2 separate regions of the Homo sapiens genome follow, and region 1 is linked to region 2. A link is an interaction called in ENCODE POLR2A ChIA-PET data of the cell type or tissue named here. Cell type or tissue: PC-9. All regions are shown on one strand.

Region 1 (8,000 bases), 130 kb before region 2:
CAATTTTTCCATCTAAAAGATGTCATATTTTTATCCCATCATCTTTATTACTGTTATTTCCAGGCATTCATAATTTTATAAAATGTTCCTACAACTGTTAACCCAAGTCACAGTCTTTATCAGTCTATGACAACAAAATTAACTCATACTTGCATTTCAAACCCAAACTCGTATGGCACAAGTTCAAATCAGCAAAACTACTGGAAACTGGCCGTATTTAAATTGTTTCCCCAACAATTTCTAAGGTCCCAGGGTAATGCCTCATAAATACTCAGGACTGGTCACCATCTTTTACACCTGCTTCTTTGTCTTTCTTCTGGACAGGAATGTTGATGGACACCACTCTCCTCCCCTGGTGACAACTCTTGATGCATCCCTACTGTGACAAGGTTAGTCCCTCTCCAGATTTTCCATATCTAAACTGTGATGAAACCATACTCCTTAAAAAACATATCTTGAAGGTTCCAGAAAAAGGAAACTGAAAACAGAGAATAACTTCCAACAGCCAAGAGCAGTAGATCTTTAGAGCTAACAAGCCCAAACCCAAAATATGAAGCCCTGCCTAATTACCAGCAGTCCATCACGTGGCAGGGAGGCAGCTCAAAAGGAAACAGGTAACTCCAGGTATCTCCTTATCTTGGAGTTCAGGTTCCATGCCCCCCAGCTTAAAAAAAGGAGTCCTTCAAATTCTCTCAAGCCTAAGCTGGGCTTTATTTTCCTGCCTGGAATTTTCCTCTTCCCAGATGTGGGGTGGTAGGAATCCTGTAGTCTAGCCACTCAAAGATTGATCTGGGCTTCATAGCTTGAACAAGATAATCACAATCGTAGGCAGTATATTTTCCAAAGTCTGGCTTACACAGTCTTATAATTACCTCATTGTAAGAAAAAACTGTGCTTTAGAGGGAAACTATGCATTGTCCAGCATAGAGGACACCCATCTTTCTGGGTTATCTGATTCTATGGGAGCTATTTTACAATGCTGTAAATTATTGATTATTGATATCAATGCAAAATGCTTGTTTATAGACATCAGATTGTTTCCTATCCAGTAGAGGGATAGAGGTTCAATTGACTTCTCTCTCCTACTGTGAAAAAAGGCTCGTTTTGTCTCAATTTGCATATTCATTTCCCTATTTCTCATCTATAACTGTGTTTGTTCTTTGTATTCTCCTTTGAACTGGCTGATACCTCAGCGTTTTCCTTATTAATGAGTTAAATAAAATCTTGAACACGTGTTCATATGTGTTATATAGGAGAGTCATGATTTTACCATTAAAAAAATTATCTTTAACACCATGTATGAGACCCTAAAGTATGGTTAGTTTTTGCTACATCAAGTTTAGTTTAGTTCTTCATTACATTTTACCATCAGCATAAGGAAAAGAGATGATCAAGCATGTGCCCAACCCCACCATAATATTTGTTTTTGTTTGTTTGTTTGTTTGTTTTTGTTTTTGTTTTTTGTTTTTGAGATGGAGTCTCGCTTTGTCACCCAGGCTGGAGTGCAGTGGTACGATCTTGGCTCACTGCAACCTCCACCTCCTGGGTTCAAGCAATTCTCCTGCCTCACCCTCCTGAGTAGCTGAAATTACAGGTGTGCACCACCACACCTGACTAATTTTTTGTATTTTTAGTAGAGACGGGGTTTCACCATGTTGGCCAGGCTGATCTTGAACTCCTGACCTCAAGTGATCCACCCGCCTCGGCCTCCCAAAGTGCTGCGATTACATATAGATGTGAGCCACTGTGCCCAGCCCCACCATAATATTTGTATACACACAAAATACACATTCATGTACACACAGTTCTCCAAAATAAGCATAGAACAGTCTAAAATCCACATGTAAGAAGAAAAAACTCTCTAATGCAATAAAGGCACAGTTCTGGTGATCCATCAAGCAGAACATATGCTATTTCAGCTTGAAGGGTCTGCACTGAGTTACTTCCTCATATCCAGGAATTCTTCAAGAATGTAGAGTTTTCATCTGTATCAGGGTTTCTCGGCCCCAGCACAATTAACATTTTGGATCAGATAATTCTTTGTTGTAGGAGTCGTCCTGTGCATTGTAGGATGTTTAGCAGCATGTCTGGCCTCACTCCAGACATTGCCACATGTCACTGGGGTCAAAAGTAACCACCAGTTGAGAACCACTGATCTATTTTATTAAAGGTTCCCCAAGATAGCTCCTTTCAGAGTAAAGGGAGGATCTCCCTAAGGATAAGTGAATTTATTTAACCAATACATATCAGCATGGATGGGTCTCAGTGATAATGTCGAGTGAACACAGCTAAATTACAGAATGCTTTCTGCAGCATGATACTATTTGTATAAATCTTAAAATCACAAAAACTTGTATGTTGCTTATAGAAATATATATATGAAATAAAATCATAAAACCATCAACATGGAGAATACATATCAATTTAATGAGTATGGCTGCCTCTGAGAAAAGAGGGAAGGAATTAGATTAAGATTACAAAACAATATTCAACTGTGTTTATAATGTTTTGCTTTTTTAAGAGATCTAAAACAAATACTACCCAATGTTGTCATTTTTTCATTCCAGCAAATGCATATATGAATATTATGCTACTCTACAAACTTTACTGTAAATTTGAAAGAAATCCATAATAAGATATGAAAAATGCAGCTTAAATTTCAAATAATGTTCTTCAAAGCCGTTGTCATTAATTTTCCAATCATCTTTTGCTTTATATTATTCATACTGCTGCTTGCCTCCATGATTATAGGTAGCTGTGAGCTGGCAGTGTTTTATAGAGCAATTTCCTGGCTCCGACTCTAATGACAGCCATAATATTAATGCTCTCACCCTGTATTTGTGGAGTGCTTTATCTTTTCCCAGTACTCTTACATCTGTCTTCTCTTTTTATATTCACAATTTCTCTCACCATCAGTCTTCGTCTCAACTGTATTTGCCATGTATTAATAAAAGTATTAAAAAGCCTTCTACGAATGCTTTTTCTTTGGCAGCTACCTGAGTTCAGGTTTCCCTAGATACCAACCCTGAAAGATTGGATTCTAGTGCAAGCAGTTTATTTAGGAGGTGATCCTACAGAGCTCTGGTAGGGGAAATGTGACAAGGAAGAGAAGAAAGCTAATAAACAGCACATCTTAGAGCAGGTTACAGTTGAGGGCAATTGAAGCTCAGTCCTGCCCATTTGTTTACACATTATCTGTGTAGTTTTCATGTTATGGCAGAACTGAGTAGTGGTGACAGAGGCCTGAAAAGCCAAAAATATTTACTATATGGCCCTTTACAAGAAAAGTTTCTTGACCTCTTCTTTATACCATAAAACTAGAAGAAAAGTTATTATTTTCAAGCATTTTGAGAGCTTCCAGTATGAGCACATGTGTAAGAAGGAAAATGTCAATTATTACTCATAAAAATTCCATTTTTATGAAGTGTGTTAGGGGAAAAATTGAGTTAAGAAGAAAAACCTTTTTCCATAAAAACAAACATTGGCAATTTGCCCTAAAAAATATATATATAAAGGTTCAAGAAGAAATTTGAGGCGGTTACATCTCTACTGTGGAATGAATTGTAAACTCCTAGTGTAGACATAGAAAATAGTAATCATTTATTGTGCCAAACTCCAACTAATTAAAAATTACGGTGATAAAGATCTAAGACTATGTTCAGGCTTAGTGAAAGAGAGGGCCATAATTGGTAAGCAGTGTCTGAAGTGAGCACAGGAAGGAATAGTGGTGGCCAATGTTGAATGCAAAAAATAAGCACAGCTACCTGCCATGAGATGGGAGGAGAAAAAACCAAGAGAGGAAAGGGGACACTTAGGCTTCCTGCGATCTCAGAAACCTAACAAGGGCTGATAAAAGGCTGTTTATACACCAAGCAGGAAAAAACCCTATTATTAACATCTTGCATTAGTGTGGTACATCTGTTACAATTAATGAACCAATATTGTACATTATTATTAAATAAAATCTGTAGTTTACCTTAAGTTTCACTCTTTGTGTTGTACAGTTCTATGGGTTTTGATAAATGCATAACATCATATATCCATCATTATAGTATTATATGGAATAGTTTCACCACACTAAAATTTTCCTGTACTTCACCTATTTATAGCTTTCCTTCCACCCACCCCCATCCCAATCCCCTGGCAACCACTGAACTTTTGACTGTCTCCATAATTTTGCCTATTCCAGAATGTCATATAGTTGGAATCATACAGTAGGTAGCCTTTTCAGACTGGCTTTTTTTTCACTTAGGAATATGCTTTTAAGTTTCCTTTGTGTCTTCTTACATCTTGGTAGCTCTTTTTTTTTTCATCACTGAATAATTATCCATTGTATGGATGTACTAAATTTTGTTTATTCACCTATTGAAAGACATCTTGTTGTTTCCAGTTTTGGGCAGTTAAAACTATCTATTTCTTTTTGTGTGTATTTTGGTAGCTTATATCTTTCAGGGAATTTGTGTATTTCATCTAAGTTATCAAATTTGTGGGCATAGAGTTATTTATAATATTCCTTTATTATCCTTTTAGTGTCTATGAGATCAGCAGTGATGGCCCCTCTTTCATTTCTGATGTTAGTAATTTGTGTCTTCTTTTTGTCTTGATTAGTCAAGCTAGATGTTTATCAATTTTATTGATCTTTTCTAAGAAGCAGCTTTTGATTTTGTTGATATTCTTTATTGTTTTCCTGTTTTCAGTTTCATTGATTTGTGCTGTAATTTCTGTTACTTCTTGTTTTCTGCTTGCTTTAGGTTTATATTGCTCTTCTCTAGTTTCCTAAGGTGGAAACTTAGATTGCTGTTTAGATCTTTTCTCTTTTCTAATAATATGCATTCACGGCTATAAATTTCTCTCTAACCACTACTTTTGCTGCATTCAACAAGTTTTGAAAAGTTGTATTTTCATTTTCATTTAGTTCAAAATATTTTAAAATTTTTCTTGATACTTGACACATATGTTTAGAAGTATGCTTAATATTCAAATATTTTGAAAATTTTCAGCTATCTTTCTATTATTGATTTCCAACTTAATTCCACTGTGACCTGAGAGCAAACTTTGTATGATATCTTTTTTAAGTTTGTTAGGATGTTTTATGGCCCAGAATGCACGTTCTGAATGTTGGAAGCTGAATGTTCCATGTGAGCTTGAGAAGAATTTGTATTCTGCTTTGTTGGAGGAAGTATTCTAAATCTACGGATGTCAGTTAGATCCAGTTAATTGATGGTGTTCTTCAGTTCAACAATGCCTTACTGATTTTCTGCCTGCTGTATCTGTCAATTACTGATAGAGAAGTTTTGAAGTTTCCGGCTATAATAATAGATTTGTCTATTTCTCCTTGAAGTTCTATCAGTTTTGCCTCACATACTTTGATGATCTGTTGTTAGGTACATACATGTTGAGGATTGCTATGTCTTCTTGGAGAATTGGCCCCTGTATAATTGTATCATACCCTTCCTTATCCCTGATAATTTTCTGGTCTGCTTTGTCTGAAATTGGTATTGCTACTATAGCTTTCATTTGATTTGTGTTATCATGGTATATCTTTCTCTATCCCTTTACTTTTAATGTAGCTGTGTCTTTATATATATAGTGGGCTTCATTAAATATAATAGGAATTATATAGTTGGGTCTTGTTTTTTCTATACACTCTGACAGTCTCTGCCTTTTAATTGGTGATTTAAACTATTATTCACAGTGAGTAGTAATATAGTTGGATTAGTATCTACAATGTTTGTAACCGTTTTCTATTTGTTGCACTTTTTCTTTGTTTCATTTTTATCACCCCCACCCCCCGCCCCCATTTTCCTGCCTTCTCTGGTTTTAACTGAGCATTTTATATGAACCCATTTTCTCTCTTCTCTTAGCACATCAATGATATTTCTTTGAAAAAATGTTTTAGTGTTTGTCTTAGAGTTTGCAATATATATTTACAACTAATCTAAGTACACTTTCAAATAATACTATAATGCTTCACGGGTAATGCAGATACCTTATAACAAAGCATTTCCAATTACTTTCTTCCATTCCTTGTACCATTGCTGTCATTCATTTCACTCATCCATAAGCTATAACTACCCAATACATTGTTGCTATTACTCTTACTTTGAACAGTTATTTATTAAATCAATTTAAAATATGAAAAATGAAAGATCTTGTTTAAATCTTGTTGATTCCCTGCTAATGTTCTTCCTTCCTTTCTTTCTTTCAGATCAGATCTGAATTTCTGACCTATATCAATTTCCTTCTCTCTGAGGAACTTATTTGAGTATTTCGTGCAAGGCAAGTCTACTGGCAACAAATTACCTCAGTTTTTGTCTGAGAAAGTCTTTTTTTCCTTCTTCACTTTAGAAGGATAACTTCACTGGATGAAGAATTTTAAGCTTGTGTTTTTCTTTATTTTTCTTTCAACACTTTCAATATTTCACTTTATTCTCTTCTTGCTTGCATGGTCCCCGATGAGAAGTCTGATGTAATTCTTATCCTTGTTGCTTTATAGGTAATGCTTCCCCCAACTCTCTCATTTCTTTCAAGATTTTCTCTTAGCTTTTGATTTTCTGCAGTTTGAATGTGAAATGCCTAGATGTCGATTTTTTGGATTTGTCTTGCTTGGTGTTGTCTAACCTTCCTGGATCTGTGTTTTGATGTGTTTCAATAATTTCAGAAAATTCTGAGCTATTATTACTTCAAATATTTCTTCTGTTCTTCTTTCTCTTTCTTTTCCTTTTAGTATTCCCATTATGTATATGTTACACCTTTTGTAATGATTATACACTTCTTGGATATTTCGTTATTTTTCCCATTCTTTTTTTCTCTTTGCCTTCCAGTTTGGAAAGTTTCTGTTGACCTATCACCAAGCTCATTAATTCTTTCCCCAGACATTTCCAACCTGCTGATGAGCCTTTAAATACATTCTTCATTTCTTCATTTCTGTCACAATGTTTTTTTATTTCTAGCATTTCCTTTTGATTCTTTCTTAGGGTTTTCATCTCTGTGCTTACATTACCCACCTGTGCCTTCATGTTGTCTATTGTTTCCACTAGGGCTTCGTATTAGTCTGTTCTCACACTGCTATTAAAGACATATCTGAGACTGGGTAATTTATAAAGGCAAGAGATTAATGGACTCACAGTTCCACATGGCTGGGGAGGCCTCACAATCACGGCAGAAGACAAAGGAAGACCAAAGGGACTTCTTACATGGTGGCAGGCAAGAGAGGGAGCTTGTGCAGGGGAACTCCTCTTTATAAAACCATCAGATCTCATGAGACTTAGTCACTATCACAAGAACAGCATGGGAAAGGCCCGCCCCCATGATTCAGTTACCTCCCACTGGGTCCCTCCTATGACACATGGGAATTGTGGGAGCTACAATTCAAGATTACATTTGGGTGGGGACACAGCCAAACCATATCAGGCTTTTTCTGTTTTGACTACCTGGAGTACTACAATTCAATTCTGGCACTAATGACCTAGAGTTAGCACCAAATTCCACAAATTAATGGCTCAGTCCTCCACAAGACTGCTTCTTATTCCAGATGCCAGCCACAAGTGGAGTCCCCAGTCCCCAGGCTCCCTGCACCTCTGACTGATTATAAATTTGGGAGTTCCCATAACTACCTCAGTTTTGATAATTCGATATGGCTCAGAACTCACTGAAAGTAGACTATGTGTAAAACTCTACATGTAGAGTTTTATTATAAAGTATACACTTAGGACAAGATCTGGAAGGGCTCTGGATGCAAAATTTTCATACTCTCTTCCCAAGGAATCTGAGTGCATCATCCTCCCTGTACACCAGTATGTTCACCAACCAGAAAACTCCACTGAGTTTCAGTGTACACATTTTTTATGTGGAATATGATTACACAGGCATGATTGGATATGCAATTGGCCACATAATTGAGCTCAGTCTCTAGCCCTCTTTTCCATGCAGGTAAAACTGGCCCAAAGTTCCAGCCTTCTAATCGTGTGTTTGGTCTTTCTGGTGTCCATCTCCCATCC
Region 2 (8,000 bases):
GGGAGCTCTGTCACATACCCTGGAACAAGGATTTGAGAATCAGATTGAGGGCCCCAAATTTAAAACTGCATGAAGTCATATGGTTGATTGGAACTTGTTAAAAAAAAAAAAAGTAACTTTTCTTTGACTTACAAATTACAGAAGAACATTGGTGTTTATAAAAATGACTAATTAATTCATAGCTGTCACTTGAAAACACTCAAAGGGGAAAGGTCTGTGTTTGCATTTTGAAAATTTAAAACAGCGAAATTTTTAGGATGCTAATCCAAAGCTCCATTAAACCAATATTAATGAACATTTCAGCAAGATCGTGTGATATTTCTTAAAGAAAATGGCATTAGAGGTTTTTTTTTCCACATTCAGTATTAAATGTAAAAATAGTATGTCAAAGCAATAAATAGCAGAAAATCATTCTGAGTTTAATTTTATCTCACACGTATGTGAAATAAATGAAGCATGATGTGACAATCCAATGTTATCTATCGTGGAGAAAGAAAAATAGATCTTGGTAGAATCTTGAGTATTTAAAAATGATCGTTAAAATATGAATATGTCATAGACATTGTACTCAGATTTTAAATGTTCCACCGTTAGCTACTTACATGCCCTCCATTATTAAAGTGCCCTTGGAGTTAGAAATGGAAATATGCTTTTAGGATTATCATCTATTCCTGGGAGGCATCGCAGAATTGTTATTTCCAAAATGTTTCCTTGTTCTTGGTGCACTGTAGAGTCTTTTAAGAACAAAGAGTTATTCTCAATTCAGGCTGGACTAAGCTGCACCAACTGAACTCTCGCATTATTTCAGAAATTCTGTATTCAGTGGGGAGGATGGAACAAAATAATTAGGATATGGGGCCCAGAGACCTTCCGGGAAAGATATTCTTGCTGTGTTCTACAGCTTTTTCTGCTGCTTTATTTTTCTCTCTTTTACAATTCCTCCCACCCACTCTTCATGCCAGCAAACAGATGATCCGGGAGAATAAGAATATTGTATGATCACTCGTTAATTTACTTCGGATTGCTTTCCAGGCACCACAAGTCTGACCGCTCAGGGGTTTCCAGTGAATTTTTGGCAGCTACTAAGCACAGTTAGTTGCCTATAAGAACTACTGATTCTGCTTCGTTTTACACACCACATATGACAGGGCATAACTCACCATGACTGGCTTACATTTAGGCTACTCTGTATTGAATCAGACACTATTTATCACTTTCAAGTTCTAATTTCTGCATCGTGCATATGGTTATTTAAACCTATATAGTTCAATGAAAATGCTCCCATCCTGTACAGACTAGCCTAAAGGGGCACTACATGCAATGATACCAGAGGGTAAAAACATGGCACTGGCTCTTTTTTTAAATGACTAGTTTGAAATGGAGGCAATTCATTAATTCAACATTTATTGAGTGCCTACTAGGCAGCAGGCCATAAGTTAAACTCTGGGGATTTTTAAAAAGGAATGCCTGGTAGCTGCAGTAGCTAACATACATCACATTTATGCTTTATGCAAATTCATAATCCAGCTAAGAAATAGACACACGGCCGGGCGTGGTGGCTCACCCCTGTAATCCCAGCACTTTGGGAGGCCGAGGCAGGCAGATCACGAGGTCAGGAGATCGAGACCAGCCTGACTAACACGGTGAAACCCCGTCTCTACTAAAAATACAAAAAATTAGCCAGGCATGGTGGCGGGCACCTGTAGTCCCAGCTACTCCGGAGGCTGAGGCAGGAGAATGATGTGAACCCCGGAGGCGGAGCTTGCAGTGAGCCCAGATCACGCCACTGTGCTCCAGCCTGGGTGACAGAGCGAGACTGTCTCAAAAAAAAAGAAATAGACACCCATGCAAGTGTATTGGTGAAAGTGGTATGAAACAAATGCCCACAAAGAGCCCAGAGGAGGGAGGGACATTGGGACCAGGCCTTTGTTGCCTTCATATATGAATCTTTTTGCAGACGTGTTTTCATTTAAAATAGCTGGGTCAAGTGGTAATTTTATTAGAAACTGCCAAACAATTTTCCATGGGGCTGTACCATGTTAAATTCCCACCACAGTATATGAATTCCAGTTGCTCCACATCCTCACCAACACTTGACATTGTCAGACTTTAAAATTTTACCCATTCTCATGTATGTAGTGATATCTTGTGGTTTTACTTTACATTTTTCTATTACCAGCTATGTTGAATACCATATTTACATGCTCGTTGGCCATTTGGATATCCTATTTTATAAAGTGCCTGTTTAAATCTTTTGCCCATTTTTAAATTGGTTTTTGTCCTCTTTTATTGATTTAGAGAAATTCTTTATATATTCTGGTTATAAATCCTTTTTGGATGTATGTATCGCAAATATCTTCTTCCAGAAATGAATATTCTTTTGTACTCAGTAAAGAAAAAAAAACAAAAACAAAACAAAAAAACTTCAGGGTTTTTTTGAGCAAGCACTGTTCATAAGGATAGAATAAATTCTGGCCAGGCGTGGTGGCTCATGCCTGTAATCCCAGCACTTTGGGAGGCTGAGGCGGGTGGATCACAAGGTTAGGAGATCGAGACCATCCTGGCTAACACAGTGAAACCCAGTCTCTACTAAAAATACAAAAGATTAGCAGGGCGCGGTGGCGGGCGCCTGTAGTCCCAGCTACTCCGGAGGCTGAGGCAGGAGAATGGCGTGAACCCGGGAGGCGGAGCTTGCAGTGAGCTGAGATCGCACCACTGCACTCCAGCCTGGGCGACAGGGCGAGACTCTGTCTCAAAAAAAAAAAAAAAAAAAAAAAAAAAAAACCAGAATAAATTCTGCAGGTTTTCTTTACTGACTGCCCAACATACCTACATATGCCATAAATGATATGAAAATCTGATGCGTGATAAGAGACTGAGATTTAATCACGTGTTTGGTGGCTATTCAGTCATGGTCATAGTAAGTGTTGAACACATATTTGTTGAATAAACTAATAATTGAAAAAAGTGCTTTTTAAAACTGAAATTTACTTAAAACTAAGCCTCCTAAGTGGAAAAGTACCATCACAGCAGAAATCTGGAAATTATTTTTTAATGAAATCATTTGTTCAATAAATATCTGAGGGTCTAAGAAGCGCAGGATACTTTTGTTAAGCTCTGTAGGGGATGTAAGAAACATAAAAACAATTATTTTCTTTGAATAGCAACTTACAATTTATAAAATGCCCCTAGAAATTGTATTTGAACTTGAAAACTAGCTTCTTGGCCAGGTGTGGTGGCTCACACCTATAATCCCAGCACTTTGGGAGGCCAAGGCAGGAGGATTGCTTGAGGCCAGGAGTTCAAAACCAGCCTGGGCAACATAGTGAGACCCTTTCTCTATAAAAAGTTAAAAACATTAGTTGGGCATGGTGGCATGCCTGCAGTCTCAGCTACTTGGAAGGCTGAAGTGGGAGGATCACTTGAGCCCAGGAGTTCGAGGTTGCAGTGAGCTATAACCACACCATTGCACTCCAGCCTAGACAAGATTGCAACCTTGTCTCTCCATAAAAAAAGAAAAGAAAGAAAGAAAAAGAAAACTAGCTTCTCAAATTCTGCATTGCTTACTTGTTAATTCAAAAAGATATTTATCATGTGCCTACTATGTGCCAGAACTAAAGTTTTAGGACAAGGTGGACAGTAAATAAATACCTGAATGATGTGATTGCACTAAAACCATAATCTCCCATCCCTCCAACAGTGTTAACCACCTGCCTCCATGATGCTTGTGAACTTTGGACAACCCTCTTCTTCGTTTGCTTTAATTTTACTTGTTTTTTCAAGTGATACCTTCACGTGGTTCAAAAATAAAAATGGTATAAAAAATATATATTGAGAAGTCTTACTAGCATCCATAAGCTGGTCTGTCCTCCACCCTATTGCCTCATTCCTTTTATTAGTTTCTTGCATATACTTCCAATGTTTCTTTATGGAACTATGTACAAACACATATATGTTCTGATTTCTCCCTCATTCTTACATAGAGTTAACATGTTACATGCTGTTATATAAATGGGCTAAAGGTGGGGGGCCCTGGATATTGGTCCCCATGTTGTTTACATCTTCACAGCAGGCTAGGACAATTAGCTCAAAGCCCTCTGGCACTAAACTCAAATTCATATACATCTGATTGCCTTAAATGTAGCCCAAATAACCATATTTTTAGCTATTTAAAGCCTGCCTGTCTTGCACATCCTATGAAGCTGTACCCAACATCTGCTAGCCATAGATAAGATGAACCTTGGGGATACGAAAGACACCAAGCCACTGCTGCCGATTCAAGCTCTCTGACCCCAAAGACTCCCCATCTTGTTACTGGGTAACATCATCTACCTGCAGGAGGCACTTCTCCGATTTCCCTCTCCCCTGGGAATGCCCTTGTTCTCTTCCTCTTCTGGGTGGTGGCTCCATGCTGCTCTTTCTGGAAGGTCTCCTGCTGTGAAGAACTTCACTCACGTATGCTAACCAAGCACCACCCAAACAAAGTTCATTTGTGCTACTGTCATTTCGTGGTCATGTCCTTTCCTTGATCAGCTCTGAATCCTCTATCTCACCACATATACTCTGCCTTTTCATTTTGATTTTTTTTAACTTAACAATATATTCTGGGGAAGACTCCTTCACTCTTTTATACAGCTGCAAATTACTCCACTGCATTTAACCAGTCCCTCCTGATGTTCGCTTGGATTATTTCTAGTCTTTTGTTATTACAATGATGCTGCAATGAATCACCTTGCACATTCATCATTTTGTTCATGTACAGGCAGATCTATAGGATAAATTCCCGGAAGATGGATTGCTGGGTCAAAGAGTAAACAAACACATTTGTATTTTTGAAAAACATTGGCAAATCATTCCTTTTAGCAACCATGCATGAGATTGTCTGTTTTCCCATAGCCTCACTATTTACCAGTCTGTTAGGTAAAAATAAACAAACTTCTAGTCTTGGACTCCTTACACAGTAAAGATTGTTAATATAATATTTGTTAACATGCCTATCTCTGCCACTGAATTGTGACACCCTTAAAGTCTGGAACCATTTCTTACTCATCTTCATAGCCTGTTGCTTAGCTAGCAAAGTTCTTTGGACAGAATAGCTTCTGCCACTTCCCTCTCTCCCCCGCAAAAACATATTTACTGAGTTGAATCAATCACCACTTTAGCCTAGAGAGGCCCCCCTCAGACCTTCCCATTGTGGTATGTGCTGCCCCACTTTCAGCTGACTGCCAATTTCCTCTCGAGGCTGGGCCTGCTCAGCCCACCCACAGAGGGAGGAGAGCCTGAGATTGAATGCACCACCGTCCCAGCAGCTCTCAACCAATGCCTGAAGGGAGATGGTGTTTAAATAGCCAGCAAGCTCTTCCTTTGGGGGTGTACCTCTGAGGCATGGGGTGGTCTATGCTGAGAGCTCTTCGTGGGATGAAGCCCTGTGGTCCCTTTGTCCATAGCAGGAAGTAGCTTGATAGTGTATCTTTTAAGGGCTTCCCTGCCTTTCCTTCCTTTCCAGGCTCACCTTCTCACTCCATTATTGGAGTTTCCTTCAATCACCTCCCAAGTAAATGACTAGCACTTTATCAGGGTCTTTTTTGGGGGGAACTGAAATAAAGACAATACCTTCCCTTTTCTTTCTTCTTCTTCTTTTTTTTTAATAGGGTCTCACTGTGTCACCCAGGCTGGAGTGCAGTGGTACAATCACAGCTCACTGCACAGCTCACTTCGCCTCCCTAAATCTAGTGATTCTCTAGCCTCAGCCTCCCGAGTGTCTGGGACTACAGGTGCATGCCACCATGCCTGGCTAATTTTTTTGATTTTTAGTAGAGATGAGGTATCACTACATTGCCCAGGCTGATTTTGAACTCCTGACCTCAAGCAATCCTTCCACCTTGGACTCCAGCAATCCACCCACCTCGGCCTCCCAAAGTGGTGGGATTACAGGCATGAGCCGCTGTACCTGGCCAGCTTTCTTTATCAAATGAAGAAACCTAAATACTGAGAAAATAAGTGAAGTGCTCATGGCACAGCTAGTGAGTGAAGAAGCATATTCCCTGGCTCCTAGAAATGTGCTGTTTTAGAAAATGGAATTTCTCTTTATGGATGATAAGTACAACCACTGAGACATGAAAGAGCAATGGAAGAAGTGTGTGTGTGTGTGTGTAAATCAATAACAGCACAAGGTTACATAAAATGAATAGTAAATAAGCGAAACAGCTCTCACCTATGGTGCATATTATGAGCCAGGCAAGTACTTTTTGTGTGTTTCTTCATTTAACACAAAACTCTACAAGTTAGATGCATTATTATCATCATTCCCAGATCACAGATGAAGAAAATTAAGATACTGAGAGTTTAAGTAACTTGCCAAAGCTCACACTTGCCAAGATCTGACTCCTGGATTTGTGCTCATAACCATCAAACTATACTGTCTGCAGGGGCCGGCCAGAGAAGTTCTAGAAGTGACAGATTACCCTTGGCTTTTGGCAGCAGGGGTCTTGAAGAAAGAACATGGGATTATGACTAATTAAGGACTAATTCTTCCTAGGGCCATCAAAGAACTCATTTGTGTCAGTTAGAATATTTTCCAGGGCAGAAACTAAATATCCAACTAAAAATGACTTAAACAACAGGGGTCTACTGAAAAATCTCACATAATAAGAGGTCTGGAGGCAGGAGGTTCCAGACTTGGTTAATTCAGCAGTTAAATGACTTCAAAGCAGCAGTGACTCACATATTCATTCTTTATTTTCCATCCAATTCCATCTTCTTTGTAGTTCTCTTGATCCTCTGTCATGGTCTTGCAATGGCCCCCCTCAGCTCCAAGTAGCAAATATCAGAAAAGGAGGGAGGAACTTTGTCCCAGAATCCCTTAGCAGGTATTCTCTTTGGTCCCATTGGCCACGAATGGGTCACCTGCTCTAGACACAGGGGAAGCTGGGAAAGTGAGTCTTTGGCATTCTCTGTCTCCAGCATGGGAGGCAGGTTCTGCTAGAAACAAAAAAGCGGAAGGATACTGGCAGTGGGAAGGCAACCAATCTTGATGCCATATAGCTTAAATCCCACGTTGAAGCCTTCTTCTTGGCTGTGCTGTTTGGAAAAGCCAGAACCCAACAGCTTTGCAAAGATAATCATGGGAAAATAATTCGAGATGATACTCAGGTTCTGGCCAGAGATGACACCATCCGATGATGTCATATTTCACAGCAGGATACCAGACAGGCCAGAAACCAGGACCTGAAGCAGTCAGTGCCTATTCTGAACAGAGAGGCACTACATTGACCATATTTGGGAGGCCTCAGAGAATGGCTTCCACATCCAGACCAGAGCCAGGACAACTGGGATTGCTGGGCTCAGCCATATTTGATGAGTGTTTATTCTACTTATGGCAGCGTATTAAGCATTTTGGGGAAGGGGTGATGCCGAGATATCAGATGTGCATCCTGACCTCGAGAAACAAATAAAAAATCTAATAATAAACATCAACTGAGCACTATCTGCCAAGTCTGTTTAAAGCAACTTACATATCTCTAGACACCTTAAATATACGTCAAATCTTCACAGTAACCCTATGAGATAGGTTATATTTATGATCCTTATTTACCAATATGGGAACTGAGGCCAGGAAGGAAACTGAGGCATGGAGAGTTTAAGCAATCTTGAGATTGTTACCCAAATATTTGCTGTAAGGACACACCACATAGGCGCTCCCAGGAGTGCTTAAAACATTTTCTCTAAATTTACGGTGATGAATTCGTCCCAGGTTGCTTGGGACTCTCCCAGTTTTAGCACCGAAGTCCATGTACTGGGACAACCCTCAGTCCTGGGCAAATAAGAATGGTTGGTCATCCTACAAATTATAGGCACACTCAATCTAGATTGCCCTGACAACCCAATTAATGGATAATGGAAAAGGAAAAGTTAGAGAGAGTTTTCCCTGCATAGTCAATTCCCATAACAAAAGCTCCTGTAGTCAGAATAAAAGAGTTTCCTTAAACATTGGGTTTTCT

Evidence for each region. ChIA-PET counts read pairs that join two places held together with the same protein. Peaks named below come from ENCODE experiments on the same cell type or tissue, not always from the same donor. Only the 100,000 strongest peaks of a DNase experiment are listed, where the experiment ranks them.
Region 1: POLR2A ChIA-PET joins it to region 2 with 7 read pairs; 2 of 35 experiments call an interaction of 5 or more read pairs at or near these places.

Annotation. Positions count from the first base shown.
Region 1 is chrX:13,296,193-13,304,192 of GRCh38, forward strand. It overlaps LINC02154 (long intergenic non-protein coding RNA 2154), which reads right to left and starts at 7,260. Exons shown (of 2, transcript NR_146309.1): 1 at 7,128-7,260. In PC-9, no CTCF peak of the experiment used is centred here; no DNase peak of the experiment used is centred here.
Region 2 is chrX:13,423,417-13,431,416 of GRCh38, forward strand. No RefSeq gene overlaps it. Among named protein-coding and RNA genes, the nearest start is that of LINC01203, 92 kb to the left of the region's middle. RefSeq lists an enhancer at 4,990-5,507. In PC-9, no CTCF peak of the experiment used is centred here; a DNase peak (open chromatin) is centred at 4,875; H3K27ac peaks cover 3,026 bases.